2 separate regions of the Homo sapiens genome follow, and region 2 is linked to region 1. Evidence: chromatin loops called from intact Hi-C (ENCODE). Cell type or tissue: heart left ventricle. All regions are shown on one strand. Each heading gives the region's core, and the rest is flanking DNA. Links, peaks and the distances in the headings are about the cores only.

What was found. Peaks named below come from ENCODE experiments on the same cell type or tissue, not always from the same donor. Only the 100,000 strongest peaks of a DNase experiment are listed, where the experiment ranks them.
Region 2: a loop joins it to region 1, with 2.6 times the contacts of the local background. A loop is called at or near these places in 19 of 110 quality-filtered maps.

What each region holds. Positions count from the first base shown.
Region 1 is chr7:157,264,973-157,281,246 of GRCh38, forward strand. UBE3C (ubiquitin protein ligase E3C) reads left to right here. Exons shown (of 23, transcript NM_014671.3): 23 at 2,613-4,398. The coding sequence ends at 2,783. Among named protein-coding and RNA genes, the nearest start is that of DNAJB6, 64 kb to the right of the region's middle. RefSeq lists enhancers at 6,843-7,611, 7,003-7,297, 7,612-8,381. In heart left ventricle, for the core only: a CTCF peak has its summit at 8,768 (motif pointing left); a DNase peak (open chromatin) is centred at 8,769; H3K27ac peaks cover 236 bases.
Region 2 is chr7:156,940,755-156,957,028 of GRCh38, forward strand. NOM1 (nucleolar protein with MIF4G domain 1) reads left to right here and starts at 8,958. Exons shown (of 11, transcript NM_138400.2): 1 at 8,958-9,970; 2 at 11,720-11,844; 3 at 13,349-13,544. The coding sequence starts at 8,984. It overlaps LOC105375605 (a long non-coding RNA gene), which reads left to right and starts at 1,803. Exons shown (of 4, transcript XR_001745007.1): 1 at 1,803-1,862; 2 at 1,974-2,204; 3 at 2,356-2,551; 4 at 3,826-5,030. RefSeq lists enhancers at 669-1,434, 8,110-8,638 and silencers at 8,699-9,048, 9,329-9,378. In heart left ventricle, for the core only: a CTCF peak has its summit at 8,882 (motif pointing right); DNase peaks (open chromatin) are centred at 8,069, 8,957 and 9,391; H3K4me3 peaks cover 3,287 bases; H3K27ac peaks cover 595 bases; H3K27me3 peaks cover 1,929 bases.

The sequences.
Region 1 (16,274 bases), core at 3,877-11,876:
CTTTGAGATATTTTTAATGGGCTTGTAGTGTCCCATCATGTGATTTACCAGTTTACTTTCTGTTTTTTAGTTGTTTACAGCTCTTCCTTCGTTGTGATGCTGTGAACCTCTTGTGCATAAATTATCATGTGCATCTCTAATTATTTCTTAGAGTACAGTCCCAGGAGTTGTGAATGTGGGTGAAGCCCCTGCTCCTGCTGCCAGGCCCACCTCTCAGAGAGTTTCGTGTACACGTGTGCAGGGAAGGGCTGACCTAGCTAGGTCTCTGAAACCCGTGCCAGATACTAAATCTGCACAGGCTGCGACAGTGAGCAGACTGAGGGCGATCTGTGCCTTATTGTCTTCCTGTTGGAAGAGAACACATAAATCACGTATCTCAAATGTGAGGCAAATAGCTAATGGTGTTTGTGTATACGAGGAAGGTGGAGTCACCGGTTCTTCGTGGCCATCAGAGGACCGACACGCCCATAGGTCTCATGCATTAAGTCTGCGTTGAGCAATCCCTAACACGGTTTTTGCCTACAGATACATTTGCACAACTGTGAAAACCAGGTACGTATTCATTGCATCATTTTTTGTAAAAAGCTGAGAGAAGTGCCCAGCAACACGTCGTGCCGCGCGTGTGCATGGAACACCATATAGCCTCACCATTAATAGGCAAGATGAGCGAGACCCATTATCAGATGAGAAAAGCACGGCACGGAATACTGTGTCCAATGTGCTCACCGTCTCAATTTTAAACCTAAAGGAGGGAGAACATTTTCTCATGCGTGCATTTCATCTCTGGGAGCACTTAAGACGCTGAAGCGTTGGTTGCCAGTGGGAATGGGAACTGGGTATCTGTGATACAGGGATGAGAATTTTCACACTGTACCTTTAAATACCAGAACGTCATGAACACATCTGAAAAACAATATTCAAATTTCCCTGATCATCTTTCTTTTTTGTTAACAATTATTTAAATTCTGGCACAAGCAAGCCACTTTTCATCATGCATTTGGTCTATAGATGTTCTACCTCCCTCAATTTCGTCTTGTAATTTAATGAATAGGGGAACTGGGGCCGGGCACGGTGGCTCACGCCTGTAATCCCAGCACTTTGGGAGGCTGAGGCGGGTGGATCACGAGGTCAGGAGATCGAGATCATCCTGGCTAACATGGTGAAACCCCGTCTCTACTAAAAATACAAAAAATTAGCCGGGCGTGGTGGCGGGAGCCTGTAGTCCAAGCTATGCGGGAGGCTGAGGCAGGAGAATGGCGTGAACCCGGGAGGCGGATGTTGCAGTAAGCCGAGATTGCACCACTGCACTCCAGCCTGGGTGACAGAGCAAGACTCCGTCTCAAAAAAATAAATAAATAAAAATAATAGGGTAACTGGGTTGCTTCTTTGTATCTCTTGAAAACTGATAGAGGTCTCATCAGATTCTAAATTTGAATTTTTCTTTTTTTGGCAATAACATCACATAGGTAATGTCGTATGCTTCCCATTCCCTTAATCATCGTGGAGATCCACTTCTCGTGAGTCATCTCCCCACAATGCTGGGATCGATCTCTGCGTCAGAATTCCTCTTGATTTTAGTGGTCACTTATCACTGCCTAGATCCATTGTTTAATGTGCTTCTAAAACAGCCGTGTTCTAATTACATAATTGTATAATTTATTAGCTGGAATTTTCTATTTAAAAACAGCTTTGTTTCTTCTCACCAATGATTTGGTTAACCCGAGTAATAGCTTGTACAGGAAAGATAGAATAAATCTTGATCCTTTTTAAAAAATTTTTATAGACAGGGTCTCACTGTGTGTTGCCCAGGCTGGAGTGCAGTGGTGTGATCATACCTCACTAACCTCGACCTCCTGGGCTCAAGACATCTTTTCACCTCAGCCTCCCAAGTAGCTGGGAGTATAGGGGCAGACCACCACACCTGGCTAATTGTTTTGATTTTTATTTTTAGTGGAAATGAGGTCTCGTTATGTTGCCCAGGCTGGTCTCGAACTCCTAAGCTCAAGCCATCCCCCAGCTAGGCCTCCCAAAGTGCTGGGACTACAGGTGTGAGCTATGCGCCTGGCCTGGAATGTTATTTATCCCTTTTTATGCCTGAAGCACAGTGCATAATCTTTTATGTAAGTTAGAACTAAGCCATCAATGTAATTTTTTAAAAAAGCAAATGTGGGCCAGGCACGGTGGCTCACGCCTGTAATCCCAGCACTTTGGGAGGCAGAGGTGGGCAGATCACAAAGTCAGGAGTTCAAGACCATCCTGGCCAACGTGGTGAAACCCCTTATCTAGGAAAAATCCAAAAATTAGCCAGGCATGGTGGCAGGCACCTGTAATCCCAGCTACTTGGGAGACTGAGGCAGGAGAATCGCTTGAACCTGGGAGGCAGAGGTTGCAGTGAGCTGAGATGGCGCCATTGCCCTCCAGCCTGGGCGACAGAGCTAGACTCCATCTCAAAGAAAACAAACAACAACAACAAAGCAAATGTGGTTTCGGGAAAATGTGACTGCAATGGTAACTTTACTGATTGGAGCAGGCACATTTTGTGTACTTTGTATTAAAACTCATGTAATGCCATGCTTGTTACAGTGACATCTTGCACACATGCTGTTTTTCAGGAGTTGTATCCCGCATTTTGTATTCACAACGGAGGCTCCGACCTTGAGCGGCTCCCCACAGCCAGCACCTGCATGAACCTGCTGAAGCTCCCCGAGTTCTATGACGAGACACTTTTGCGAAGTAAACTTCTCTATGCGATTGAATGTGCCGCTGGCTTTGAGCTGAGCTGAAGCTGATGCTGGGGTCAGACCCCTACAGAGAACCAGTGCTTCCTTCGTCAGCAGCGCCTCCCCAGACCCACGAGGATACTCACACTGCACGCCTGAGGCTCTCCTAAGCTCCTTCTTTCATTCTGCCATTCCTCCCTCCCTTCCTTTTTTAAATGATTTTTATTACGGTGTGGTCACTTATTTAGATGGACATTGCTTTTCAAATAACTTAAAATAACACGTTATGTGCCATGTGGCTACTTTAGTAATATTGCCAAGAAGAGCACAGTTTTTACACTAGTGGCATCTCAGTGAAATTAACCAAAGATGAAGCTTTGGCTTTGCTGGTGAGATCAGAGCCCTCCTGAGCAGGCAGCGCCACTCCAGGGTTCAGACAGGGCTGCACAGGCGGCAGAGATACAGGGTCTGAGGGCTGAGACGCCATGGGGCCGCTGCTGCTTATGTGGTTGGATTGTTTACAAGCCTCATTATTAAAACTGAAGGCATTTTTTTTTTCTGCTGCCTTTCCCAAAGTGGTTAGGTTTGGAAAAGAGATGATGATGGTAATATTTTATTTGTGCTTTTTAAGCCATTTCCCCAAATGGGACTAGCATGCTTGTTTTCAGTATACCGTGGCCTGCCTCATGATGGTTTGGAGATACTGTCTGTGGATGTGAGGTGGGGACTTCATTCATTGTCCTATTTCTATCTCCACTTTGTGCCTGGAGAGCTTTCAGGGGAGGTGGAGGAGGAGGGTCTGCCAAGCTACTGCAACATCTGTCACCCACTATACCCAGTTACTTGGGGGAGGACAGACACTGTGGTGTCATTAAAGTTGTTTGAACCAAAGTGGCGGCTGCATCTTTGTCCCGATGCTAGCCGTGCCGGTCTCCCATCATCCGCTCGCCCTCCTTTCCCCTGGGCTGCGCCCACTTGTCTTCCTGGATATTTGGGGGTGACTCGCCATGCTTGGCACCCTCTGCTTCCTGGTGCTGCTCTGACTCGAAGACGGGACAGTCCCTGGTGCACATCCAGGGAAGAGGAGTGTCGGTAGTTCTTGCAGTAGGCACTTTATCAGGACCTGACCTGTTGCTGGGTGATTTTAGTCTCTACAAACAGAAAGCGTTTCAAAGCGTCAGCTGTGGGAGCAGAGTGACCCTTTGCTGATGCTGGGGGGAGGGGATCTAAATCCTCATTTATCTCTTCTATGTCTCGTATTTTACTGTCACTGGAGGCTCTGTGGGCTGTCATAGTTAATTGACCATAATTAGCAATATACTTTTAAAGTGGGAAAGCTGAATGACACTTTTAAGACAATGAACATTATCAAAACAAAATGTATAATTTCTTAATTTGAATAATAAATTAAGCGTTTAAATGCTATTTGTAGTCTTGATATACAGAAATAAAATAATTAGGGTTGGTCTTTTTTATTTTAGGTTGTTTTATGTTGAATGTTCTATATCTTATTAGTTAATTTGTATATTTTATTAGTATTTTGGAAATAGCATATCTGAGACTGAAGAGAAATTGACAATTCACTTATTTGTGGTTTTTTTCTCAGCTATTCTGAGCTTATTTATTTATTTGTATGTTCTAATGGCTAAACATTTACATTAAATGTTTTTTTTCCCAAGATTGTGTTGGAGTCCTACCCCAAATCATTGTGATTAGCACAGCTTCTGAATGTTACTAGTTTTATCACAGGTGTTTGCATGTCACCAGCTAATGGAGTATAGTAAGATGGCCTACACTCACTGAGAATCAGAGGTCCTCGGGAGGATGCCTGTCATCAGGGGTGGGCCGAGCGTGGCTCCCAGGCCGGCGGCCGGTGTGCTCCTATCCGACCAGCCACGGGTGTTGGCTTCCCGAGTCTCCCATTGGGTCTGGCATTAGTTCTTGAAAAATTTCTGGAGGAAGATTCTTTGTTCTTTGTTTTGTTTGCCCTTTTCTACGTTCTGTCCTACTTTCTGCTTTCTGGTAATTTTGTACACAAACCTAAATGTTGACTTGGGGTTATTGCAGATACTTCTCATGAGGTGTTATCTGCAGAGAGATCTTTGTTTTGGTATCCTGAGCTCGTTAAGGCAGCTTTATCGATTGCAGTGGTTTACAGGATGGTGTGTGCTTTTGCGGAGTGTGGGAAACCAGATACTGCATCCCTGCCCATCGTGAGCCTGCAGTCTACACTCTATGTATCCCTGCCGTTGACATGCAGGCCTCCAGTGGTGGAACTGGGAGCACGGGAAAGGCTGTGGTGGGGTTAATGACTCCTTCCAGGAACTTCCTGAGGAGGTGAGTGGTGAACCTGAAATAATTGAATACGTAAGCTTTCTCATACTTGAAAGAAATAAACAGCCAAAGGCATATGGTAACTCAAATAGAAATTCAGGGCATGCTCAGCTCTTTCAGATCCACCTGCTCCGGGTCAGCAAGCATCACAACTAGCAGGGTAGTCTAGGAAGTGACGCAGCCACCCTGTGCATCCCTCACAGAACAGCAGGTTCACCTGGAGGTTTTTCTAATGAGAAATTACCTAGACTTCCCAAACACGGGCTGAATGCTGGAGTGCTACACTGTGGCATGCTGGGATCAACCCAGAGGGCTTTTCCTGGTGCTTGGATGGTGGTCAAAGTTGGTGACCTGAAGAGACTGGTGACCAGCATGTCCAGGTGGGAAAAGGCACTGACTACACAAAGGTCTCTGCTTCCAGAAAATTCTGAGGGTAAGTTCTTGAGCCCAAGTGCTTTGTGCCTCGACTGATTTATCTGTGAAACAGGGACAGTCTGGAGGCTTGGGTTTCACAGGAGCATTCTGGAGATGCCATGAGCATTGTAGACAGGCTTTTGACTTTCACATACTGTAAACCACGTTTTAATTTGTCTCCCTAGGCGGTTGGTGTCACAGGTTGCAAACATCACATCTTCAAAAGTCTGCCCTAACAGCCTACAAGGTTACAATAGTTTTGGCCAAGGTCTTAACAATAAAAATATTGCTGTATAAAGGCAACGTTACTACTACTTTTTCTTCTGCAGAGGTAGGCAGAAAACGGTAATCTCTTTAAATGCTGTTCTCTTTTTATGTGCATTTTTCTTTTTTTGAGACAGAGTCTCGCTCATTTGCCCTGGCCAGAGTGCAGTAGTACTATCTGGGCTCACTGCAAGCTCCGCCTCCCGGGTTCAAGCGATCGTCCTGCCTCAGCCTCCCGAGTAGCTGGGATTACAGGCGTGAGCCACCGCGCCCGGCCCCACTTTTGCTTTAAGAGGATGGTTCACGTTCTGATTACTGAGATGGATTGCTGTGGTTTGGATTCATCGATTGCGCACTTCTAAATGTTGACAGGAGGCAGTGTCCGTCATTAGCTTATAACTGAGGGCCTTATTTATGTTCAAAATACTGAGCTGAAGACTCTTGACACCAATTTTACCGTTCAGATAGGAGCTCCCACCACCAGCCTCGTCTTCCCTGACCCTGGAGTGGGCAAAAGCAAACATAGAGGCTCGAAGGGTGTCACAGGAGGGAACCATAGCCAGCCAACTGGGGCTGCCTAGAGAGGCAAATACGGCAGAAGTCACTGGGTTTTTCTTTCTGCACGATCCAGAATAAAGAAAGGCACACCTGTTGTGCTCATTAAGGTGATCTTATGTCATGGAAGCAGCCTGGTGTCAGTCTTGAATTTATCGTGGAGGGTGTTCACATACTGAGTCACCCAAAGAATTCAATTGCTGGCAATGTTTCTTAGATTTGTGGATAGCACAAGGTCCATGCGTCTCCTTGAACTGCCAGGATTGCAGACAGAAGTCCGCCTCCACGATGGGTGCTCCACGCCTTCACAGCTCAGGACCCGCATGTGAACTGGCCAGCGTCACTCCACGTACGCACCGTGCTAGGTAATGGGATGGCGCCGATGGACTGATGAGTTTGAGGTGATGACTGAATGGATGCTGTCGTGCTTGCATCCACAGACTTGACAGGACCAGAGCTGTTAGAGCTCATTCAAGTGTGAGGGGGGTAGTCTTTCTTAAAATGGTATCGTGTTCATGGTCATCAGCTCCCTGTGGCTGCTGTAGCAAATTACCACAAATCAGGTGGCTTAAAGCAGCAGCATTTCTCTCCTCCAGGGATCAGGAGGCCTCACAGCCTCAGGGAGGAACCCTTTGTCTCCTCCAGCTTCTGGTATCTGGTGTCTTCTCCCCCTGTCTCCAGTGTCCTGCCTTTTTCCTATAGACACCCCTGTAATCCAGGATGACTTCATCTCAAGATCCTCAATTACATCTGCAAAGACTTTTTCCAAATAAGGCCATGTATGTACACATGTCCTGGAGTCAGGACGTGGCCTGTTTCTTTGGGCAGCCCCATTCTGGCTGTGTTGATTTAAGTGTGGTAGGTAGACCCGTGGGGATTTCGAAACGTGTTCTGGTTGTACTTGGCTGTTGCCCACGCAGACGCAAACAAGCCTTTCCTTTGACTCAGTAAAACGAGCGGTGCATGAGATCAGTGTTCCCGGCCCTTCCTGAAGGCCATTGTGTCTCTAGGGGTTGGGGCTTAGCAGTCTGTATTTTTTATAGTGTCCTGGATAATCCTTCACAGGTGATTTCTGGAAAACAATTAGACAGTCTCAAAAAATCCTTTCAATGTTAAAAACTTCTAGGTTGGGAGTTGCAGGGCATTCCAGCTGATTTGCCTGGAGTTCATTTCTGGTGCTCCAGGGAGTCCTGATACCCGCAGCACCTGGGCCGGAACCTCCAGCTGTACGTGCCATCCAGGCTCCATGGAGGATGGTCTGTGGCACAGCTGCCGACTGCTCGGCTGTGGCCTGGCCCACAGCCCTTCGAGCCTCTACGTTTGCTTTTGCCCAGTCGGGGGTCAGGGAAGATGAGGCTGGTGCTGGGAGCTCCTATCTGAACCGTAAAACTGGTGTCAAGAGATCTTCAGCTCAGTATTTTGAACATAAAATAAGGCCCTCAGTTATAAGCTAATGATGGGTTCTAGAGGCTAATTGCAGCCCGGAGCCAGACGTGAGACTCCAGTCCGGACTGCGTTCTATGTTCCCGACACGCGGGCTGTCCCTAGGCACCTGGCCCTCCTCAGGTCAGCCTGGCCTTCTCCCACTCAACACCTACCACTGCATCACAGACCCTCCCAACAACACCTGAGGCCTTCCTGCCGCTTTCTCTGCCCCTCCCTGTCCCAAGCCATTGGCTTAGAATTGCAGCAAAGTGTCCTCCGTCCTCAGTTCCTGCCCACTGCCAAAGTGACCCTGACCTCAAGTCAGTTCATGACACTCTGGGCAAGACCTTCCAGTGTGTCCCCAGCTCAGGGAGAGCTGAGACCCTGTCATTCGCCCCTGGTGCCATCAGACCGCGCCCCTCCCCGGCTTGGGGCCCTGGGATGTGTGCTGTGCTGTGGCGCATGGCTGATCTCGTGTTGTACAGCAGTTTATTGCCCAGTGCCACCTCCCCTGCCACACCCTATTTAAAACACAGCCCCCCTGACCTCAGCACATCCATCCTCTCTTATTGGTATCTTTCTCTAGAGTGCTGATTTTCATCTAATACACCATGTACTTCACTCACCTATTACTTCCTTTCTCCCCCACCATGTAAGTTTCATGGAGGGTGGGAGGTTAGTAAACTGCTGTTTACCAAGCATGTAGAATAACGCCTTGCACACAGCAGATGCTCAGTAAATACTGGTTGAGTGCATGGATTTGCTACATCTATGGAGAACAGTCTTGCTAACTAAGGTAAATTTCAAGTTAGCCCCTGTATGGTTCCTACCCTCAATTCTTGGACCCCCATTTTTCTCACGAGAGCCTCCCTGCGGCTGCCAGCCGGCCCTAGCTCAGGGTAGGAGTGGGCGCCCGGTGCAGGCCGCCCAGGCACCGCCTTTCTGGTGGTCCCACTGCGGGCAGCTGCCCACGTGTCCAGCAAGTGCCTGCCTGGCCTGCTCCAGACCCCGGGTCGGCTTCGTGGTCCTGGGCAGTGCGTGGGCTCCATCTGGTGGTCAGGAGTGGGCACTGCGTGTGGAAGGGCGCCCGGCGCTCTGGAAGGTGATCTTCACCCGGGTGCCTGCCCCCGCAACCAGAGTCAGCAGGCTTGCACTGCTTGTGTCTCCTCATCAGGAAGTGGCTAATAAAATAGCAATATAAAGCTGACCTTTTAAGAGAAATGTTAAAGTTTTTGAGATGGAGTTTCCCTCTTGTTGCCCAGGCTGGAGTGCGGTGGTGCAATCTTGGATCACTGCAACCTCTGCTTCCTGGGTTCAAGCAATTCTCCTGCCTCAGCCTCCCACATAGCTGGGATTACAGGCACCCGCCACCACGCCCAGCTAATTTTGTATTTTTAATAGAGACAGGATTTTGCCATGTTGGCCAGGGTGGTCCCAAACTCCTGACCTCAGGCGATCCGCCCACCTTGGCCTCCCGAAGTGCTGGGATTACAGGCGTGAGCCACTGTGCCCAGCAGAAATGTTAAAGTTTAACATCCCATTGCCTTAGTTCCTCAAATGTTACACACACAGCAGCAAGCCAGCAGTTTCTACTAGGTTTACAGTAGAGAAGGGAAACCTGGCCAGGCACCCGAGCTCATGTCTGTAATCCCAGCACTTTGGGAGGCCAAGGCAGGTGGATCGCTTGAGGCCAGGAGTTTGAGACCAGCCTGGGCAACATGGCAAAACCCCATCTCTACAAAAAATAAAAAGGTTAGCAGGGCATGGTTGGTGCACGCCTGTGGTCTCAGCTACTCTGGAGGCAGAGGCAGGAGGATCGCTTGAACCCAGGAGGTCGAGGCTGCAGTGAGCTATGAATGGCACCACTGCACTCCAACCGGCCACAGTGTGAAACTCTGTCTCAAAGAAAAGTGAAAACCTTTGTCCACACACAGACTTGTACACAAATGTTCATAGCTGCCTTATTCACGATCGCCAAAGGATGGAAACACACAAGTGTTCATCAGCTGAGGAAGGAATAAACATTATGTGGTCCCTCTGTGCAGTGGAATAGGACTTGGTCGTAAAAAGAAGTGTGGGCCAGGCGCGGTGGCTCACGCCTGTAATCCCAGCACTTTTGGAGGCCGAGGCGGGCAGATCACGAGGTCAGGAGATCAAGACCATCCTGGCTAACACGGTGAAACCCCGTCTCTACTAAAAATACAAAAACAATTAGCCGGGCGTGGTGGCGGGCGCCTGTAGCCCCAGCTACTCAGGAGGCTGAGGCAGGAGAATGGTGTGAACCCAGGAGGCGGAGCTTGCAGTGAACCGAGATTGCGCCACTGCACTCGAGCCTGGGCGACAGATTGAGACTCTGTCTCAAAAATAATAATAATAGTAAGTAAAAGGAAGTGTGATACACAGCAGCATGGGTGCGCCTCAGGGACGTTAGATACAAAAGGACACATGCTGGGTGACTCCTTGACCTGAAGTGTCCAGCACAGGCACATCCCCAGAGGCGGGGTGCAGACTGGTGCTTGTTAGGGCTTAGGAGGGAAGAGACGGGCACTGACAGCTGATGGGTACAGGGCTTCTTTGGGGGCTGACGAGAATGTTCTGGAATTGGTGGTGGTGGCTGCACAATCTTGTGAATATACTTAGAAATAGGAAACTGTACACAGCTGGCCCTTGCGTAACACGGTCTGAGCTGTGCAGGTCCACCAAAGCGTGGGTGGGTTTCTTTTTTTTTCTTTTTCTTTTTTTTTTTTTTTTTTTTTTTGAGATGGAGTCCCAGCCTCCCGAGTAGCTGGGACTGCAGGCGCCCACCACCACGCCTGGCTAATTTTTTTGTATTTTTAGTAGAGACGGGGTTTCACCGTGTTAGCCAGGATGGTCTCGATCTCCTGACCTTGTGATCCACCCGTCTCGGCCTCCCAAAGTGCTGGGATTACAGGCGGGAGCCACCGCGCCCGGCTACATGGGTGGTTTTCCATGAAAGCTGCCCTCTATTGAGAGGCCAGCCTCTCACCTCGCCTTCCGCCTGCCCTTCCTCCTCTAGCCCACTTTATTGTAAGAATACAGCATATGATACGTAACATAGAAACCATGTGCTAACCACTGTTGATGTCACCAGTTGGTTAGGCTTCTGGTCACCAGCAGGCCGAGTTACATTTTTGGGGAACACTGCCTAGTTCAGAGGAAAGACTGGAGTTGGAAATTCTGTCAAACCCATTTGAAGAAGCTTGGAATTTTCTAATTTGGGGGTGTATTTACCTTATTTCATTCTTACCTTTGCTGAGGCTTCCAGTTCAGAAAGAATGGGCCTGGGGCGGTCTTTATCTTCCCCCAGGACCCCCAGTCGAAGGATCCCTTCCTTTGAGGTGGGGCCCACATGGATCTGCAGGGGCCTCCCCTCCCTGCAGCACCCTCGCCCCCCTCCCCTACTCAGGGGCCCCTGGGACCAGAGACCTCAGCCCTAGGGACACCCTGGTGGGCCTGTGCTGCCACCGAGGCCCCTCTCCTCTCTCCGGGGCTGACCGCGGTGGCCGTAGGGGCCTTGCCAGGGTCTGCAGATTCAGGGGGCAGTTTCCTGTTCTGCAGCAGAAGGCGTCCTTGCACAGTCCCCGTGCAGCAATGATGTGTGTGTGAGCACAGGCCCTGGCCACTGCGGGGCAGGCAGAGGGAGCCGGTTCTCCACCTGCCCAGCTGGGACCCCAGTGTGGGACCTGTTTCCTGATCCGCCGCATCTGGGGCTGTCACCTGCAGCTCAGACTGTGGTGCCCGCGGCCAGGTAAGGTTCACACATTATGTTCACATCCAGACCCCACAGATGTGAGGGGCCCCAGCAGATGTTCTGCACCAAGTAAGGGATGAACAGACAGGCCCAGGTCCAAGGCCTCCTGCCCCCTCTCTATTGCCCCCGCCTGGTCTTGCTGAGGCTCCTAAATGGGGTGACAAGGGCAAGGCCAGGACTCCCAGCCACCCTTACCACCCTGTGCCCTGACACCCAGCCAGCTCCTCACCTAAGACCCATCCAACATCTTGGACTATCATTCAAGGAGGAAAGACACCTTGATCCATCTTCAGAGTCCCAACATTACTAAGACAGCCACCTAAGACACCATGAAAGGAAGGCTGGTCACAACAAGGACTGATGAGGCAGGAAGTGCCTGATAAATTCACTCAGAATGTGGTCATTGCTTCCTGGATACAATGAAGTCAACACTGAAAACTCACAGGAGAGAAGTCCCCCTGGAGGGAGCCTCCCCTGTCTACTGGGGGGACTGTTTCGCTGTAGCAGTGTGGGGCCATCCACTCCCTGCTTCAGGGCTATCCCCCGTCTACTGGGGGGACCATTTGTCTAACGGGGCAGCATCACCCACTGCAGGAATCACCCCTGTCTACTGGGGAGACCGTCCCCCGTTCAGTCTGGGGCCTCAGCCTCTGAGGCAAGCAGGGGAGAACCGGGCAGAGTCTGTTGACTTCGGATGGTCCTAATGGCCTCAGTTTCTGAGCAACTCCTTTCTGCGTCTCCCCACACCGGCGCTCCCGTTCCTCCAGCCAGGCTCCCGTGTGTCCTCCTGGTGCCTGTCCTTCCCCCGGGTGTGGGCTCCTTCGCAGGCGCTGCCCACCCCCCACCTCCTGCAGCCACTCATGGCCGGCTCTGGGCCCTGGATCCCCGGAAGGCACACACATTGAGGAAGAGGCTGTGTCTCCTCTCCCCTCCCCTTGCCGGGCTGCTGGGGGCAGTCCTTGGCCGGCTGCCCATCTGTGCCATCGTCTGCACAGAATGGAAAGTGAGCGTCTGTCATGCTCAGTAATTCCATGTCTGTTGAATCTAATATCAAAAGATCTGGGCATCTGTGCTGTGTGTCTGAGTTTTTTCATTTCATTTTCTAGTGATGAGTGTTGAGTGCAGGTTGCCACATACAGAGCAGCGAGACCGCTGGACTTTCGCTCTGCCCAGTGCTTGGTGGCCCCCCAAGGAATGTGTTAAGTGACCTCCTTTATTTTTATTTTGTTTTATTTTTTGACACAGGGTCTCCCTCTGTCGCCCAGTCTGGAGTGCAGTGGTGCGATCTGGGCTCACTGCAACCTCCATCTCCTGGACTCAAGCGATGTTCCTGTCTCCGCCCCCCGAATAGCTGGGATGACAGGTGCGTGTCACCGTGCCCAGCTAATTTTTGCATTTTTTGTAGAGACGGGGTTTCACCATGTTGCCCAGGCTGGTCTTGAACTCCTGACCTCAAGTGATCTGCCCGCCTTGGCCTCCCAAAGTGTTGGGATGACAGGTGTGAGCCACCATACTGAGCCGAAGTGACTTCTTTTCAAGGAGGTTTCTAGGGGCCTGGAATTGCTTTTCACAGGGGGATGGGGACTTGATTTACTCCTGAAAGGGTGAGGGGCGATGGTGTCCCCCTCCCCAGGTCACCCCTTGAGCTGCCATGGGCTTCCAGTGTGCAGGAGCCTTTGGGGACAGGAGACAAGGACAAAACACTTGCCTTAGGGGACCCTTGAATGAGGGCTGTCACTGGCTTAGGTCACCTGGGGAAGCTGCTTACCCTCAGGTGGGTGCCTGGAGTCTCATTCAGGGAAGGGCAGAGCCTAGGGTGGGGGCGCACCCTCAGACAGTGCAAGGGATCTGCAGGGATGTCAGAGGCTCTGTCCCAGACAGACAGGCCCACAGGTGGGCACCACACCAGGGCCACCACCCTAGCCCCACAGCCAGGCCACCCCCAGATGGGCAGCCTGGGCCCATCTTGACGCTGTCAGCTCCCATCCAACTCAGATGCCCGCCCCCCCTCCAGGGGAAGCAGGGAACCCTCGTGTGGGTGGAAGCTCCTGTTCCTTTAGAATGGAGATTGCAGCTGGGCACAGTGGCTCACGCCTGTAATCTCAACACTTTGGGAGGCCAAGGCAGGAGGACCCATTGAGCTCAGGAGATCTGTAGAGCGGAAGGAGGGTCTGGTTCTTCGACACGTGTTTGAGAGATGCTAGCAGCCAAGGCTGGGCTCTGGAGGCCGACAACACAGAAACACACTGTGTCCCAGTTCTGGAGGCCAAAGTTCAATGTCAGCATCGCTGGAGCAAAGCCCCTCAGGGGCTCGGGGACCCTCCTCCCCTGGTCCCGCTCCTGGGGTGCAATAGGCCTTGGCTGGGTCTGCATCGCCCCACCCCCCTCGCCTGTGAGCCTGCCCTCTGCTTCCTCGGTGATGCCACGGAGCCCCGCTGGTCCAGCAGCAGCTGACCTGGGCTGTTCTCTTTTCTTTTTTTGTAGAGACGGGGTCTGGCTGTGTTGCCCAGACTGGTGTTGAACTGGCCTTGAGCCACCTCCTGCCTCAGCCTCCCCACGTGCTGGGAGTGAGGCTGAGCCACGGGGCTGGCTGCTGTGGGCGAGTTTCCTCCGTGGGACCCTGGGCTCAGATCCTCCCAGGGCCTGACCCCTCGGACACACGGACAGTATGCGCTGGCTGTATACCTGGGTCACCCGTGCCCACACCGAACCCAGCACGAGGCCCACTTCATTTCCGTATTCGTCCGCTCGCCCAGTAAACAGTGAGAACGCGCAAATCCCTGCGGGGCCCGGGCTTCCGGGACGGGCTGGACGGACAGGCCTGAGGGGCGCGGCCCGGGGACGCGGGAGGGGGCGTGGGAGGCGGAAGTCCCAGGAGAGCCTCTGGGGACTCCAGGGCCGCGGGAGCGGTTGTGGGTGCGGGGTCGGGATTTGCATTTCCCGCGCTGGGCCGGCGGACGCCCGAGGCCTGCAGGAGACCCGGGGCCCAGGGCTCGGAGTCCAGGAGGTGATTCGGGAGGGCCTGGGACGGCCCCGGGGCCAGGGGTCGAGCCGAGAGGCGGCCCCGCGCCGCTCCCAGGAAGGAAGGAGAGCCACGCCCGGCCCCGCCACGTTCCAGAGACTTGGAACCGCGCAAAGGACGCTTCGGACTCGGCCACCCTGGGGGCCTGGCGGCCGCTCTCCTAGAAAACGGGTCCGCGGAGGGAGGACCGGGGCTCCCGCAGCCAAGGCTCCTCCCCGCCCGCTCCAGCCCGCAGCCCTCCGGGCCCTCCAGAGCCGCGGTCCCGAGAGTCCTCGGGGGTCCCCACCGGGGGCCGGAGGTCGGAGGAGGGAGGCGAGGCCTGCGCGGGACGGTGCCGCGCGGATGGCAGAGGACGCCCGTGGGTGTCGCCCCCACGCCGGCTGCTCCGGGCCCCCCGCCCCGCCCCCACTCCTGCCCTGACCTGGGAGCGGCCGCCGCCGTCCAGTCCCACCCGACAAGGACTTCAGAGCGCTGACCGCAGGGGGCACAGGGTACCAGAAGGTTCCGCCCTGCATGCTTCCAGCTTGGCTGAGAAAGGAGCTGCCGGCCATGGAGGCTGTCGGGAAAGCGCCCTGACGATGAGAGATGCACGAGGGTCCTCGGGGGTGTCCTCAGGAAGGAGCTGAGCAGGTCCTCAGCTCGCCCCACCTCCCCGACAGGTGCACACCCGGCGGGGGCTGAGGTGGGCCCTCCTCTGTCTCCGTGGCCTCCTTGGTACCATGAGCACAGGGCCTGGTCATGGACACCTTCAGCCAGGAGTGTCCCTTCCAGAAAGGGGGAGCCGCCCGGGAAGGTGTTCCGGCGTGCTCAGTCCTTCAGTGACAGCACTGTGACCACTCCAGGTGCCTGGCACAGGCAGAGGTGGTGGCCGCCAGAGCTGGGGGACGCTCCCAGGGTGTAAGGCCAAGGCCTTGGTCAGGAGGACGTGATGCTTGGTGTCACTGGGGCGAAGCTCCGGACCCCGGAGGGAGGAGCTGCTCCCCCTGATGGGAGGATGGGAGCTGGGGGTCCAGCTCTGCAGGTTTTAGCGTAGCCCTGTCCCTCAAGGCTGCCCAGGCCAGGCAGGGGTTTCTCTGCAGTCTCAGCTGGGTGAGGCCCGGCCGGGCAGGCAGGAGGGAGGAAGGCACAGTCTCCTGAGGCGGAGTTGGGGACTGACGGGGAGAGGCAGTGCTCCAGAGAGGCTCTGCACGGGGTCACCCTGCTGGCGATCAGCTGCAGAGGAGCCCTGCCCGTGGACCCGGGATTTGTGGGGGGCACTTCTGCCGGGCGGGGGGTCGGTGTCCAGGTGCTGCAGGGCACAGGGTGAGTGCCCATTGTGCCCTTGGTGGGTGCCGACTCCGCACTCAGCTCTGTGCTGATGAAGAGAACCCGCTCTTGTCCCGAAGGACTTAGGCCTGACCCCCGAGAAAAGGCCGGCACACAAAAACACCAGGGGTCAGGTGCTCAGGCCTCTAATCCCAGTACGTTAGGAGACCAAGGCCGGAGGATGGCCTGGGGCCTCAAGTTCAAGACCAGCCGGACAGCACAGCAAGACCCTGTCTCCACAAAAATAAAAAAATTGGGCCAGGAGTGGTGGCTCACTTTGGGAGGTCGTGGCAGGCAGATCATGAGGTCAGGAGTTCAAGACCAGCCTGGCTGACGTGGTGAAACCCCATCTCTACTAAAAATGTAAAAAATTAGCCGGGCGTGGTGGTGTGCACCTGTATTCCCAGCTACTCAGGAGGCTGAGGCAGGAGAACCACTTGAACCCAGGAGGTGGAGGTTTCAG
Region 2 (16,274 bases), core at 4,815-12,814, 320 kb before region 1:
TCCTCTCCTGTCCAGCCAGGTGGCAGAGCCTCCCATTTCCCCACTCCGAGCCCCTTTACCCAGGACTGTGGAAATAGGACTCTTTCCCATGCGACTGGGTGATGAGGCGCGACCGGGTGACGAGGCGCGACCGGGTGACGAGGCGCGACCGGGTGACGAGGCGCGAATGGGTGACGAGGCGCGATTGGGTGACGAGGCACACGCTGGGTGAAGAGGTGTGCGCTGGGTGACGAGGTGTCGTTGGGTGACGAGGCGCGAATGGGTGACGAGGCGCGATTGGGTGACGAGGCGCGACTGGGTGACGAGGTGCGAATGGGTGACGAGGCGCGATTGGGTGACGAGGCGCGACTGGGTGACAAGGCGCGACTGGGTGACGAGGCGCGATTGGGTGACGAGGAGCACGCTGGGTGAAGAGGTGTGCGCTGGGTGACGAGGTGTCATTGGGTGACGAGGCGCGAATGGGTGACGAGGCGCGATTGGGTGACAGGGCGCATGCTGGGTGACGAGGCACGTGCTGGGTGACGAGGCGCGACTGGGTGACGAGGCGCAAATGGGTGACGAGGCGCGATTGGGTGACGAGGAGCACGCTGGGTGAAGAGGTGTGCGCTGGGTGAAGAGGTGTGCGCTGGGTGACGAGGTGTCGTTGGGTGACGAGGCGCGACTGGGTGATGAGGCGCGACTGGGTGATGAGGCGCGAATGGGTGACGAGGTGCGACTGGGTGACGAGGCGCGACTGGGTGACGAGGCGCATGCTGGGTGACGAGGCGCGTGCTGGGTGATGAGGCACGACTGGGTGACGAGGTGTCGTTGGGTGACGAGGCGCGACTGGGTGACGAATGGGTGACGAGGCGTGACCAGGTGACGAGGCGCAAATGGGTGACGAGGCGCGATTGGGTGACGAGGTGCATGCTGGGTGACGAGGCGCGTGCTGGGTGACGAGGTGTCGGGTGACGAGGCGCAACTGGGTGATGAGGCGCGAATGGGTGACGAGGCGCACGCTGGGTGAAGAGGTGTGCGCTGGGTGACGAGGTGTCGTTGGGTGACGAGGCGCGACTGGGTGAGGCGCGAATGGGTGACGAGGCGCAATTGGGTGACGAGGCGCGACCGGGTGACGAGGCGCGAATGGGTGACGAGGCGCAACTGGGTGACGAGGCGCGATTGGGTGACGAGGCGCGATTGGGTGACGAGGCGCGAATGGGTGACGAGGCGCGACTGGGTGACGAGGCGCGATTGGGTGACGAGGCGCGAATGGGTGACGAGGCGCGATTGGGTGACGAGGCGCGCGCTGGGTGAAGAGGCACGACTGGGTGACAAGGTGCGCTGGCATCTGCAGGGTCACAGATGCAGGGGTCTTTCAAGTGGGGAGCAGCCAAAAATGCTCACATTAGGCCTCCCTCATGTTAGGATCTTCGGTTGAAAAATCTCCCACATAGGCCGGGCGCGGTGGCTCACGCCTGTAATCCCAGCACTTTGGGAGGCCGAGGCGGGTGGATCAAGAGGTCAGGAGATCGAGACCATCCTGGCTAACACGGTGAAACCCCGTCTCTACTAAAAATACAAAAAATTAGCCGGGTGTGGTGGCGGGCACCTGTAGTCCCAGCTACTCGGGAGGCTGAGGCGGGAGAATGGCGTGAACCCGGGAGGCGGAGCTTGCAGCGAGCCGAGATCGCGCCACCGCACTCCAGCCTGGGCGACAGAGCGAGACTCCGTCTAAAAAAAAAAGAAAAATCCCCCACAAAGTATTAGAAGTCCTGGCTTCAGAGCAAAGAAACCTCCACCCCAGGAGATCAGAACCAGCGCAGATGGCCCAGCGGCCACCGGCCAGGCCTCAGAGAACGATCACAGACAGAAAACTCACGCAGGTCAGCGGCCTCAGGGAGTTCACCACCAACCACTGAGCCGTTCTGTGCGCCAGACCCCGGCTGAGCACTCGGCGCAAGTAATCGATTTTCACTCATGGGGTTCCTGTGGAGCGGGATGGCAGCGAGGCTGCGGGCTCCTTTTCCCCAGTGAGTCGCGGAGGAGGACTGAAGGAGGGGCCTGGGTTCCGGGAGCACCAGCGGTGCAACCCCGGGGGAGGCCCTGGTCTACGGCGCGGGGAGCTCAGCCAGTGCGGCAGGCGTGAGGCTGGGCGGGAGGAGAGCTCTCCCGCTCCGCTGACTCACCTGGCGGCCTTGACACACAGAAACAGGCCCCAGCTGAAGGTGCGGCGGGCCGGCACCCTCCTCTCAGGCTGGGAGCTACGGGAATCCTGGCTCCCCCCAGGCTCCTCTCCATGAACCGAGTGGCAAAGCCTGCGGGATGAGCAGTGTGGGGAGGTGTTTGTGGAGCCCGTCACCCTTCAGCCTCTGAAAGACTCACCGTCAGACCAAGGAGCTGAGACCCCAGGAGAACGCACCCTCGCGGAGCCTGAGTCCGCAGACGTCTCAGTACAACCGCCCCCAAATGAAGACCTCAGAGGGCAGCCGACAGCTTGGGAACAGTGAGGGAAGGAGCAAGCAGCCCTCAGGCCCAGCACAGCAGCCACTCAGGGAGCACGGGGAGGGCCGGTGTAAGTTCCAAGCTGAAACGAGCATTTTTATAACAGCCCCGTGGCGTCGGCACCACCGCATCCCATTCCACAGATAGACCCAGGCTGGAGAGGTGAGCAAGGCCACGTGGCTGGAAATGGGGAGATCAGGGTTTCACCCCAAGCCTGAGAGCCCAGGGCCGCGCTGCTGACTACTCTGTGTGCATCTGGCAGCTGAACCTTCCTGTTCCCATCACCGTGAGGCCGTAAGTCTTGCTCACAACTACTTCCCACCTACCTAGCTCAGGTTCCTGGCAGGCGCCAGGATCCCCGGGAACTCCCCAGCACAGCCTGGTCTCCCAGCAGCCCGAGCAGACCGTGGTCAGCGGCTGATGGTGACCAAGCCCTGACGCTTTGTTCCAGCACAGCCAGAGTGCAGGTCGGGCTCCCACCCACAGTCTGGGGCGGGGACAGGTGGATGGGAGCAGTGCAGAGCACAGGAGGGCAGCTCCTGGAATGGTGACAGCCAGGGAAGGGAGCAGGGCTGCAGACAAAGGCCAGGCAGAACAGGGACATTGGTACAGTAGAGAAACCAGCTCTAAAATGATGCCTCACGGGCTGGGAAAGTGACTTACTCCTGACTCCTGTGTACACACAGTACCCTGAGGCGGTGAGCCGAGCCCCGGCTGCCGCCAACGCTCACTCCTGTACAGCACCCAACACACTGGGTGTTGGGGGCCCCTGTATCTCGTTTCTACACACCACAAAAAGTGCGGCTGTTGACCCAGAAGATGGAAATGTTTTCAGTGAGAAGATGCAGGGCTGTAGGTGTAGGTTGGAAGAGACGGGAGAGTGTTCAGCAGAAACTTGCGCCTGGCCCTCTGAATGGGGGGAAATGAATTTCTGTCTCCCCACACTTCCCGAACTTCTGTGCCAGAGCTTCCTTCCCCACTTCTAGACAACACCCCAGGTGCATCTCAGAGCTTTTCCAGTCACTTTTCAGCTTTAGAACAGCATCCTTTGCAGATTTTTAAAATAAATTCCAGCTAGACTGAAATCAAAATTTCATCTTTCCACCAGTTCAGACCTCACCTCAGTTCAGAAATCTGCTAGGAGGAGTGGGGCCTTTTCCTCACTTCCCTAACTTAGCGCATCCTCACATTATTGGGGGCTGGAGGTGCAGGGGGCACGATGTCATCCTCCCCTCTGACAGTTCCCCCACGCAGGACACTCTCCCGATGCCTCCTGTCCCCTGGGAATGGGTGAGAAAGCCATGCTTACGCCCTTGCCACCCTCTGCCTCTTCTTCTCTGACAGGGAAGGGTCTCAGGACCTCCCCAGCCTCTCTTGGCAGATCCTGCAGCTCCTGGACGGAAAAGAGGGGGAGCTCATCACCTACAAACCTCACCAGAGCTCCCAGGAAACAGAAAAAGCCCACATTCTTCCTGGTCACTCCACAGCACCCCCCCTTTCCTTCTGGGTCCCTTCCCTGCTCCAAACACCCCCAGCTCCCTGGAGACTCAGCCTGGACCACCGCAGACCATAGATGGGCAGACACCAGGGCCCGCCTTCAGGCGGAATTGTGCCCATCTGTGCTTCAGAGCCTTTCCCTGCACAATGAAGACGTGGTCTGCACCTCACATGGTGGCTGCCGTGAGGATGAAGGACGAGGCTTGGGAAGCCATCTGCACAGCTTCTGTCCACTGCAGGTGGGATACATGCTCTTGCTGCCCAGCTTGGCTTTCCTTCTGCCCGATGCCCATCCTCCACTCCAGCCAGGCAAGCTCACTGTGCCATGTGCCAGGCTCATTCAGAAGCCCTCACCTCCTCCCGCATTGTCCATGGGAAGTCCCACATCCTCTCAGGCATCAGAAATGCCCCTCTGAGTCAGGGTCCCCCCATCCCCCGCCTTTTCCAGGACACGCCCCTCCCCCTCCTCCTCCTCCAAGACAGGGAGCCCAGGGCACCAGGACACTTGTGCTGCAGGAGTTAGCGAGGCAATTCGGAGAAAAACGAGACAGATAAAAGTTGGAAAGGAGAAGGTTGGGACAGGGAAAGCTGATTGTCCCCAATATCTGTTCTTTTCATGTTCTCTAATAACAGAGGCCCAGATTTTTGGATGAGCACACACTCTTCATACATGTTAGAAGATGTAATGATCCCATTGACAAAAACAGAGTGATAAGACACTTAAGAATAAATTCTGCAAGAAACGTATGCACAACCTATATGAAGAGAACACAGACTGTCTGAATGAATGGAAGGTATATACTGTCCTTAGAGAGGAAGATTTAACATCATAAATATTCTATTCATCTTTCCACCAGTTCAGACCTCATCTCAGTTTAGTCTACAAATTAAACACAACCCCGGTTAAAATACCAACAGCATTTTTCATGGATGATCGTTAATTCTAAAGTTCGCTTTTTAAGTTGGGTGCAATGGCTGTCACTGGTAATCACTGTACTTTGGGAGGCTGAGGCAGGAGGACCATTTGCACTTAGGAGTTTGAAACCAGCCTGGGCAACATAGCAAGAACTCCTCTATACTAAAAAAATAAAATAAAATAAATTAGCCAGGCATGGTGGCATGCACCTGTAGTCCCAGCTACTTGGGAAGTTGAGAAGGGAGCATCACTCGAGCCCAGAAGGGCGAGGCTGCAGTGAGCTATGATCATGCCATGGCACTCCAGCCTGGGCAACAGAGCAAGGCCCTGTCTCCAAAAAATATATAAAAATAAAGATAAAGTTTTTTTTAAAACAAAAGCACTAAAGAAAACAATTACGAAAATGAAGAGTAACAAGGAATGAGAAGACTGATATTAAACTACGTTATAGAGCCATAATAGTTAAAGCAGTAGAGCACCGAGGCATACACATGCTGGAAGATTAGGAAAAAGAGAGCCCAGAGATAGGCTCAAATACATTTTAAAAACTGCTGTATTATCAAGATGGTGTTTCAAATTGGTGGAGAAAAGGTAGATTTTTCATTAAAATGTACTGGCATTGGCATTTTCTGGGGAAAAAATAGGTTGGTCTTACCTTGTTTTATACATCAAAATAAAAAATACATTGGTCAAAGATTAAGTATTTTAGGAGCCAGGTATGGTGGCTCGTGACTGTAATCTCAGATACTCAGGAGGCTGAGGCGGGAAGATCACTTGAGGCCAGGAGTTTGAGACCAGTCTAGGCAACATAGCATCCCTTAAAAAACAAAAATAAAAATAGCTGGGCAGGATGGCTGAAGTGGGAGGATCACTGGAGCCCAGGAGTTTGAGGCCATGGTAAGCTATGATCCTGCCTGTGAAGAGCCACTGCATTCCAGCCTGGGCAACATCGAGAGAACTTCATCTCTAAAAGGAAGGGGGGGAATCTTTAAAAAAAAATCCTTGAGTGGGGAAGAGCTTTCAAAGTATAATACAAAACTTTAGAAGTCATAAAGACTGATAATTTTAACAATGCAAAAGAAATTTTAATCGTCCATGGCAAAAAAATAAAAATGAAACTAGTCAACTAGAGAAAAATACATATTTGCAACATGTCATGAACAAGAGCCAATTTCCTTAATATGTAAAGAGCTTCTGTAAGAAAAGACTGTCATAAACCATAGAAAAATGGGCAAAGGATATGAATCGCAATTTTGCAGAAATGAAATGGAAATGGCTCATAAGCATATGAAGGATGGTCAGCTCCACTTTTACTGAGGAACATGCAAATTCAACTTAATGAGATTTTTTTCTTCCATCAAATTGGCAAAGATAAGTTTCATAACTTTCATTCATTGATGCAACTTCCATGGATGGTCCTTAAGCAATATTTATCAAATTTACAAAATACACACCATCAATTTCAGAATTCACACACTTCTAAGAATATATCCCTTAAACTGTACTCTCACATGAAATGCTGTGTGTGGAAAGCTATTCATTGTAGCATCATTTTTAGTATGAATGTGTGGGAATAAAAACTATCAGCAGGGGCTGTGTCACTAAATGATGGACGGCCTCTCCATCACTGACTTTGCAGCCAATAAAAAATAACAAAGCATCCATTCATTCATGTCTATTTACCGAGTGCCACTAACCCTGGGGACAAATCCACAGACCAGAAGTCATGCCCTGGTGAGAAGGAGACAACAAACACATAAGTCAAATGGGGAGGGAAGTGCCAAGGAAATAGGATGACAGGAAACAGGATTTTGAGGCTGCTGCAGCCTCAAACAGGGTTGTCAGGATGGACTCGCTGAGACTTTTGAGCAAAGGCTGGGATCAGAAAGGACCAGGAGCCTGTGCCTGCGCTGGAGCGGGGGGAAGCGGCGGGAAGCGGCGGGAGAGAGGGGAGACAGGGTCAGGAGATGAGGTGAGGGCAGATCCAGCAGGACCTCCAGCGTTCCTGGAGAGTGAGCTGGCACGCAGCCACGTGGTCCTATTTTCATATTTTAAAAGCATGCCTTTGGCTGCTATGTGGAGAGCAGACTGAAGGGTTGAGGGGATGAAAGTGGAGAGACCAGACAGAGGCCTTTGCAATAATCCAGGCAGCTATGATGGTGGCAGGGAAGGTCCATTGGTCCCTCCCTCTGCTGCAGGATGGTCTACAAGATACATTGTTAAATGAAAAAAGCAAGATGTGGAACAGTGTTTTGTAAACTAGCACTCATGAGACACAGCACACACACCTATTTATGCTTCATTGAGTATAGAATCTATTGGGAAGATCACTTCAGAATGATATATTGCTGCTTCATGGAAGGAGAACTGGGTGGCTTGTGGACAGGCACAGCACAGAAATTGACCTTTTCATTTATATCTTTTTGTACCTTTTGAATTTTGGACCCTGTACATAGAGTATATTGCTTATTAAAAATTAAATTACTTATTTTTTTAAAGTACCTTAAATATTTGAGAGAGGAAAATATTTGCACATAGGAGATACAGAGGATTATTCAAAATTTTTTATTTGTAAAGAATTCCTTGCCGGGTGTGGTGGCTCACACCTGTAATCCCAATACTTTAGGATTTGAGCTTAGGAGTTTGAGACCTGCCTGGACAACACAGGGAGACCCTGTCTCTACTTTAAATTTATATTAAATAAATTTTATATTTAAAAAAATTCGTAAAACCTATAAGGAAAATGGACAAAGGCCATAAACAGAGGAGGAAATACAAATGGCCAGTGAACAAAGACACCCACTCTCATCAGGAACTAAATGACAAGATGCCATTTTGAGCTGACAAGTTGACAAAAATTAAATCATTTTAAAGTCAAGGACGGGCCGGGCGCGGTGGCTTGCCTGTAATCCCAGCACTTTGGTCCGCCATTGCACTCCGGCCTGGGCAACAGAGTGAGACTCGGTCTCAAGAAAAAAAAAAGAAAAAAAATTAAATTAAATTAAATTAAGTCAAGGGTGGGAACTCTGTGGAAATGAAGCTTCTGAAGCTGTCCGGGAAGAGAAGCGGCCCCTGGTCAGGCCGAGAACCCCACAGCAGCAGCCCCGTCTTCCCCCAGCTCACTGCTAGGCGAGGCTGCTCCTGCGCCTCCGGGCTTCCCAAAAATCCAGACGCAAACTGCGCGGCCTCTGCGTTCGCTTCCCGGTTCAAGTTACCCAGTAAAGAGGAACCTCAAACGCTCTGCCCTCGGGGCCCAGCGTCCAAACCCAGCCTGGGCAGGGCCGGCTCCTCAGGGGTCCTCGGCCGCCTGGGGGCCACAGGCGTCTCCCTGGTCCGTATCCAGAGCCTGCTTCTCAGGAGAACGCTGGCTCTGGGGCCAGTCCTAACCCACGAGGGCTCCTCTCGACCACATCTGCAAAGGCCCTATTTCCAAATAAGGTCGCATTCCTGGGTCCTGGGCGGACACGAACCTGGGGCCCGCGCATCCCAGCGTCGTCGCCGCCGCCAACCTCCGGCACCGCGCCGACCCGCGCGGAGTCTCCCCTCCATCATACGCGAGGATTTCCCTTTGGAGTCTCGCTCTGTCGCCCAGGCTGGAGTGCAATGGCGCCATTTCGGCTCACTGCAACCTCCGCCTCCGTGGTTCAAGCGATTCTCCTGCCTCAGCCTCCGAGTAGCTGGGATTACAGGCGCGTGCCCCCACGCTCAGCTAATTTTTGTAGGGGGGTGGGTGGGTTTCACCAGGTTGGCCAGGCTGGTCTCGAACTCCTGACTTCAGGTGATCCACCCGTCTCGGCCTCCCAAAGTGCTGGGATTACAGGCGTGAGCCACCGCGCCCGGCCGGATTTCCCTTTTAAATGTGAAGGCACCTCCATGCTCATCGCGAGCCTGACGTCCACGCGGCGCCCACCCGCGGGCGCGCCTGCCCCGGGCGCCACCTGCCCGGCTGCCCCCGCACCCGGCTCCGCGCAGCTCTGCACGCTGTCGCCCTCCGGCCAGCAGGGGGCGCCGCCCGCCCGCCCCGCGCAGCCGCCTCTTCCCCGGAAGTCCCGCCTCGGCCGGAAGTCGTGCGTCCACGCGTTTCGAAAGATGGCGGCGTCCAGGAGCGCGGGAGAGGCCGGCCCGGGCGGCTCCCAGGGACGCGTGGTCCGCATGAAGCGCAGAGGCGGGCGCGGGCCGCGCCGCGGTCCTGCTGGCGGTGGGGAGAAGGCCCTGAAGAGGCTGAAGCTAGCGGTGGAGGAGTTCGTGCACGCGACTTCGGAAGGCGAGGCTCCCGGGGGTTGCGAGGGGCGCGGCGCCCCGGTGAGCTTTCGCCCGGGAGGGAGAAAAAGCCGTAAGGAACTGAGGAAGGAGAAGCGGCACCTGCGGAAAGCACGCCGGCTGCAGAGGACGGCGGGCCCCGAACAGGGTCCCGGCCTGGGAGGCCGAAGCGGAGCCGAAGAAGCCAGCGGTCACCGGCAGGACACGGAGGAGCGCGCCCGCCCAGCCCCTAGTCGGGACCCCTCGCCTCCCAGGAAGCCGCGGCCGTCCCGGGTCAAGGCCAAGGCCACGGCCGCCACCGCAAAGACCAGACCCTCCGCAGCCGCCACCGCCGCTGCCCGGAAACGGGCGCTTTTAGCGGCGAACGAGGAGGAGGACCGAGAGATCCGAAAGCTGGAGCGTTGCCTCGGTTTGAACAAGCGCAAAAAGAAGGACGGCAGCAGCTCCGTGCCGCTGAGCTTTGCACGCGACGGTCTTGACTATATTCTGGGAGCCCTGGAGTCTGGGAAAAATAGCGGCTTGTACGACAGCAGTGGTGAGGAGGAGGAAGATGCCGGACAGACACTCCCCGAAAGTGACTTAGAGAGTGACTCCCAGGACGAAAGTGAGGAGGAGGAGGAGGGAGACGTAGAAAAGGAAAAGAAGGCGCAGGAAGCAGAAGCGCAGAGCGAGGACGACGACGAGGATACAGAAGAGGAACAGGGGGAAGAAAAGGAAAAGGGAGCGCAGGAGAAAAGGAGGGGGAAGAGAGTCCGTTTTGCAGAAGATGAAGAAAAGAGTGAAAATTCCTCGGAGGACGGTGACATAACGGATAAGGTATCGTGTGAACACTCTCTAGGCCCTCTGGGATTTCCTTCAAAATAACGGGACAGGGAATGGGGCGTGAGGCAGAAATGACACAGACTTGGTGTCTTGATAATGGTTTCAGCTGAATGTGAGTAAATCGAGTACGTTACTCTATTCGGTCTTCTTTCATGTTTTTAAATTTTCATAATGTAAAGTTTAGGAGAAAAGCAATATAGAGACATTTTTATCCCGGGGACTTAAGGGCCATTTCCACAGTGCAGCATCTTCATTCTGTGTTTACCAGCCCAGGTCTCTAAACCTGTTAACCCTACCTCATCTGTTAAGGCCTCTTTCGAGTATCCGAGGACATCTGCCGTGCCCGACTTTTAGAGTGAATTTTCTAAAACTCGAAGCTAATTTACAGCACTCCCTTAGATAAAGTCCAACATTGAATTAAAGATAAAGGCTGAGGCGGGGCAGATCATTTGAGGTCAGGTGTTTGAGACCAGCCTGGCTAACGTGGTGAAACCCCGTCATTACTAAAAATACAAAAAACAGCCGGGCGTGGTGGCAGGCGCCTGTAATCCCAGCTACTTGGGAAGCTGAGGCTTGAACCAGGGAGGCAGAGGTTGCACTGAGCCGAGATCGCGCTACTGCACTCTAGCCTGGGCGAGAGAGCCAGACTCTGTTTCAAAGAAAAAAAAAAGTTCAGAATCTAGGACGTAGCAATCAAGGCATTCATGGGCTGTCATCTTGCATATTTTATCTCAGCGTTCCTTTGCATGTAGCTCATGGTTGGAGGCAGCTGTGTGGAATTGCCTGCATTTCCTTCTCCCCACATCGCACTAGTTCTATGTATGTAAATATTCAGCTTCTATGTATACAAATATTCTTTATTGAACCAGGTTTAAACTACCTAGCAGTGAGGATCGTGCCTTGCAAATGTTTGTGTCCTTAATGATTTGCAAACACCACCACCCCCCTTGATAATTTAGGAAATAGCAGTGAGTTGGTTTTGATTTTTTTTTTTTGAGACTGAGTCTTGCACTGTCGTCTAGGCTGGAGTAGAGTGGTGCAGTCTCCGCCCACTGCAAGCTCCGCCTCCCAGGTTCATGCCATTCTCCTGCCTCATCTCCCAAGTAGCTGGGACTACAGGCGCCCACCACCATGCCCGGCTAATTTTTTGTATTTTCAGTAGAGATGGGGTTTCACTGTGTTAGCCAGGATGGTCTTGATCTCCTGACCTCGTGATCCGCCCGCCTCAGCGTCCCAAAGTGCTGGGATTACCGACATGAGCCACCGTGCCCGGCCGGTTTTGATTTTTATCATATAAACTTAGATATTACTTTTAAACAAGTTTGAAATTGTTTTTAGGACACTTTCCCTCCAAAATTAGCGGTTTGTTTAATTTAGGTTCTTGTATGCTACTGTGCCTGCAGTAAGTTAAGGCCGAGCAAAAGCGCAGTAGATAGGGCTCTGTTGGAGTTGAGCAGATACCAGAGGTGCACAGCTGGGTCTGAAGAGCTACACAGGGGAAAACGAGATGGTGAAATGTATTATTAATAGCATTAATGGGAATAGTGACAGGCACAGCCTGGTGAGTGGAATGTTTACCCATATACTAAGCACTCAATAAATCTGATGTATTTAAGCAGCAATGATCAGTAGCAGCTTCCACCAGTTCTTGGAAGTTTAATATTTAAATACACATATGGCAAAGAAAAAACACAGGATTTGGTCAGTGTAAATTTTTTGTAATTTATTTCTCTTTTCAAGCAGAGTCTTTGTGGAAGTGGTGAAAAGTACATCCCACCTCATGTGAGGCAAGCTGAGGAGACAGTGGACTTCAAGAAAAAGGAAGAACTAGAAAGGCTGAAGAAACATGTAAAAGGTCTACTTAACAGGTGACCTTGTAGTGTTGTTACACTGTGTCACTTAGAGAGGTTGTCTGTTTCCTAAAATGTAGGAATTATCCCAGCAATTCAAATAGAAGTGATGGGGACAGTCGATTGGATCCTTTCTGTTCTTGGCTTGATGCACCGAGACCCATGAGACCCATACCTCGAGAAGGAGAGGATACCCGACTGTTGGCTACTTTGAATCCCTTTAGGGTTTGAGAGCAGCCCAAATGCTCACATTGTTATTCTGAGAAGCAGGAAGGAAAGGGGCAGAGGTTCTTTGTCCGTCTAAGGACAGTGTTGGAAGGACTGGCTTATGTCCCCTCTCTGCAGAAACACATTCACCTGGTCTTCCATCCCCCTTACTCATTGCTCATGTCTGCATTTTGTTGTTACCCACTTTAAGAACAGAACATTTAAAAAACTGATTGGAAACCATACAGGTGGGGCTTTGTCAGTTACACGTGCCCATCAGCTCTTTGGTTTTGAGGATGTGTGTGTGCATGTGATTCTGTGTAGGTTTTTTTGTTTTGTTTTGTTTTGTTTTGAGATGGAGTTTTTGCTCTTGCTGCACTGGCTGGAGTGCAATGGCGCTATCTCGGCTCACTGCAACCTCTGCCTCCACCTCCCAGGTTCAAGCAGTTCTCCTGCCTCAGCCTCCTGAGTAGCTGGGATTACAGGCATGCGCCACCACGCCAACTAGTTTTGTATTTTTAGTAGAGACGGGATTTCTCCATGTAGGTCAGGCTGGTCTCAAACTCCCGACCTCAGGTGATCCGCCCGCCTCAGCCTCCGAAAGTGCTGGGATTACAGGCATGAGTCACCGCACCGGGGCAGTTCTGTAGTTTTATCACATGAAGATTCGAGTCACCACCGCTGCAATTGAGATAAAACTCACCACCATCTCTCCCCTGCTGCCCCTCCATGGCCTCACCCACCCCCTTCCCCCTTGTATTGCTTTTTGTTTCCTGTTATCCTGGGAATTTATATAAACCTCTGTTTCAGTGTCGAGTTCAGTATTAGCACAGGTTCACAGTGAGTAACCTTCCACGTACATATGTGTGTAGTGTCCCCACTACCCGTTCAAACAGAGCAGCCTTTTCTAGTGTTAGGAACTAAGGATTTTTGTGCCACCTAAGAAATAAAACGTTAGCATTTTTTCTAACAACACGTCCTAAGGCTGGACCCTGCCTATGGGATATCAGGTCAGAATATTCAGGGGAGTATCCTCACGTATGTTTCTGTAGACTTAATCCAGGGTATGCCTCAGTGTGGCCACATTTCATCTTGTAAAGACAGCAATTACATTGTTTTGGGATTCCAGAATATTATCTGGTTATGAATAATATATGCTGGGTTATTGGGGCAAGATAAGAATAGTTAAGGGGTCAAAAGTGTACATAAAAATAGAATATATTGTTGGTATGGATAACTCTTTAATTTTTTAAAATTGAACTGAAAATTCCTAATTGGAAACATTGTTGCTCTCTGTCTTTACAATTCTCTGCAGGTTGAGTGAACCCAACATGGCTTCCATCAGTGGGCAGCTGGAGGAACTGTACATGGCCCACAGCAGAAAGGACATGAATGACACCCTGACCTCCGCTCTCATGGGTGCCTGCGTCACTGCCTCGGCCATGCCCAGCAGACTGATGATGGAGCATGTTCTCTTAGTCAGCATCCTTCACCACACAGTTGGAATCGAGGTACAGTTGTACCTTTTCTCCAGGCTGTCACTAGTGTCTCATGGTGATTATTTTAATGATAGGCTTGATAAGTGCGTAATTGTGTGCTGTGGGTGGTTCTTGTGTCGATTCCTTTTTGTTGTGAATAAATACTCTATTGTCTATGTCATGTAGTTGTAAAGAGCATTCAGGAAGTACTTGATTACTTGATTTTGCTTAACTTTGCTTTTTTGTTCTGTCCATTCTTTTTTTTTTTTTTTTTTTTGAGACAGGGTCTCGCTCTGTCGTCTAGGCTGGAGTGCAGTGGCACGATCACAGCTGCAGACTCGAGTGATCCTCCCACCTCATCCTCCAGAGTAGCTGGAACTGCAGGCGCACACCACCAGGCCTGGCTAATTGTTTTGGTGGGAGCAGAAGTGGAGTCTCACTCTGTTGCCCAGGCTGGTGTCAAATTCCTGGGCTCCAGTGATCCTCCTGCTTTGGCGTCCCAATGTGTTGGGATTACAGGCGGGAGCTGCCATGCCCAGCCCTGTTCTGTCCAGCCTAGCATGTCTTTTATGTTAGTTAATTTTCTTCTCGACTGACATCTCAGACGTGCCTTCATTTCCTTTGCACTTCTCCCTTAACACTGATTTATTTCAGATGTTTGGAAGATAATGGTTGGTGTGGTCTCACTACTGAGGTGTTGGTATTGATGGGAGATGTGAGAGCACTGGGGCATGGAACTGCCTGGACATGTTCAGGGAGACCTGGTGCCCTTTCTGTGTCATGGCCCTTTCTCATCAGTGAAGTGGGCTTTTGTTGGGATTGAACTGAACAGTGTACAGAAAGCATCTGGCACCCGACAGGTGCTAAGTAAATGTCCACCCCACCCCCACATCCCTTTCGTATTCTTCTTGCTCCACAACCCTTGTGGTTAAAGTCAGAGAGGCTCTTTGGTGATGGCCTTGGTTCCACAGTCACTGCCCTCTTCTGGGCCTGTTCTCTCTTAATTGAATACAGGAAAGTCATAACACTCCCAGTCAGTATCCCAGTTCCCCCAAGGTAGCTGATTTCAGATGTGTTGAAGTAAATCCGTCCAACTAAAGGAGATTGTTGTGAGGTTGGTGAACGAATGGAGGGTTGGGTCAGTGAGGCTTAGTTTTCCCGTGATACAGTATTTACATGCAAATGCAGTGTTTAACCCATTTGGATCTTTAAATGATAGTCTCTTTTAATGGTGGTTCTCTTAGTTTTTTGCCTTCTGACAGCTCTACTCCAAAAAATAGGCCACAGCAGCACAGCATCCCTAAAAGTCTAATTACCTGGTGTACGTTTATATACTTTCGTCTCCTCCTCACCTTTAATCCTAAAGTGTCCCGGTGAGATCAGGGCAGACCTTTACTGAAGCTTGCTTTGCAGTGCAGCAGGCAAAGCCGCTGAAGCGCTATGTGAAATTCCCAAGATCACGTCTTGTTAAAAGTACACAGAACTTGTTTTCTGGGCTCCTAGGCAAGCATGCTTTCTACTGCAATGCTAGTCACATTCATTTCATTTTTATATTACTTTCTCTCAATTATAATCTTAACAGTTATTTAGAGTCTTACCAAGTGGGGCTCTCCAAAGCTTGCTTTAAGATGCACATATTTGCCGGCCGGGCGCGGTGGCTCACTCGTGTAATCCCAGCACTTTGGGAGGCCGAGGCGGGTGGATCACGAGGTCAGGAGATCGAGACCAGCCTGGCCAAAAAGGTGAAACCCCGTCTCTACTAAAAATACAAAAAAAAATTAGCCAGGCATGGTGGCGGGCGCCTGAAGTCCCAGCTACTCCGGAGACTGAGGCAGGAGAATGGCGTGAACCCAGCAGGCGGAGTTTGCAGTGAGCCGAGATCGCGTCACTGCACTCCAGCCTGGGTGACAGAGCGAGACTCAGTCTCAAAAAAAAAAAAAAGATGCACGGATTTGCCAAAATGAAGTAGCCTTCTTGTCACTGGGGCTTCTGTGCTGAAGGCGGCATGGGGTGGGTGGAGATGCTGCCTGAGTACAAAACATGCTGTAACGCGCACGGTCTGTGTCACTTAGATGAACTTGTGCCTCCGAGTCTTCCTGTGTCCAGTCGTTAAGGTCAACGAGTTAGTTCATGTAATAGGCATAGGAAAGAGCTGGCCCACAATAAGCGCTCATTGAAGGCTCATTATTTATGTACAGAAGGAGATTTTCGTGTTTTAATTCTGTTCTTCCTCTGGCTGGCTTTTCCTACCACTGCTGATTTCTTTGTTGTTGCTAGATAATGTTCTGATCCACATTTTTCCATGTCTAGCAGTAGTTGCATGGTGGCAGCTTTTTGAAAGGCCTGTGGGGCATTAGGAAGCTGAGGGCTGGAGAGAGGGGCACAGGCCTGAGCATCTGAGTGCGGGACTCTTCTGAGCTACATGGGTCATCTCAGATATGAAAATCTGCACCAGCTGCTTTGGGAACCCTCTTGTTATTTTTTATTTCTAAGAGCTGTCCTCATTTTCATGTATGAGCATGTGGGAGTCTGTTTTCTTGTCATTACAAAGTGATGGAATCACTGGGTGCCATTCCTGGGCCCTGTGATTACCATAATCAGGGCCATTCTGTGACTTTCTTGGTACCTCCCTGTCCTCCTAGAGGACACTGGTATGCTTCAGCTGACTTAATCATCAGAATGATCTTAGTATAGGCAGTATCTCAGTGAGTTACAGGAAAAGCCACAGACCGTGACCACCCACAGCACATCAGGAATTTACTT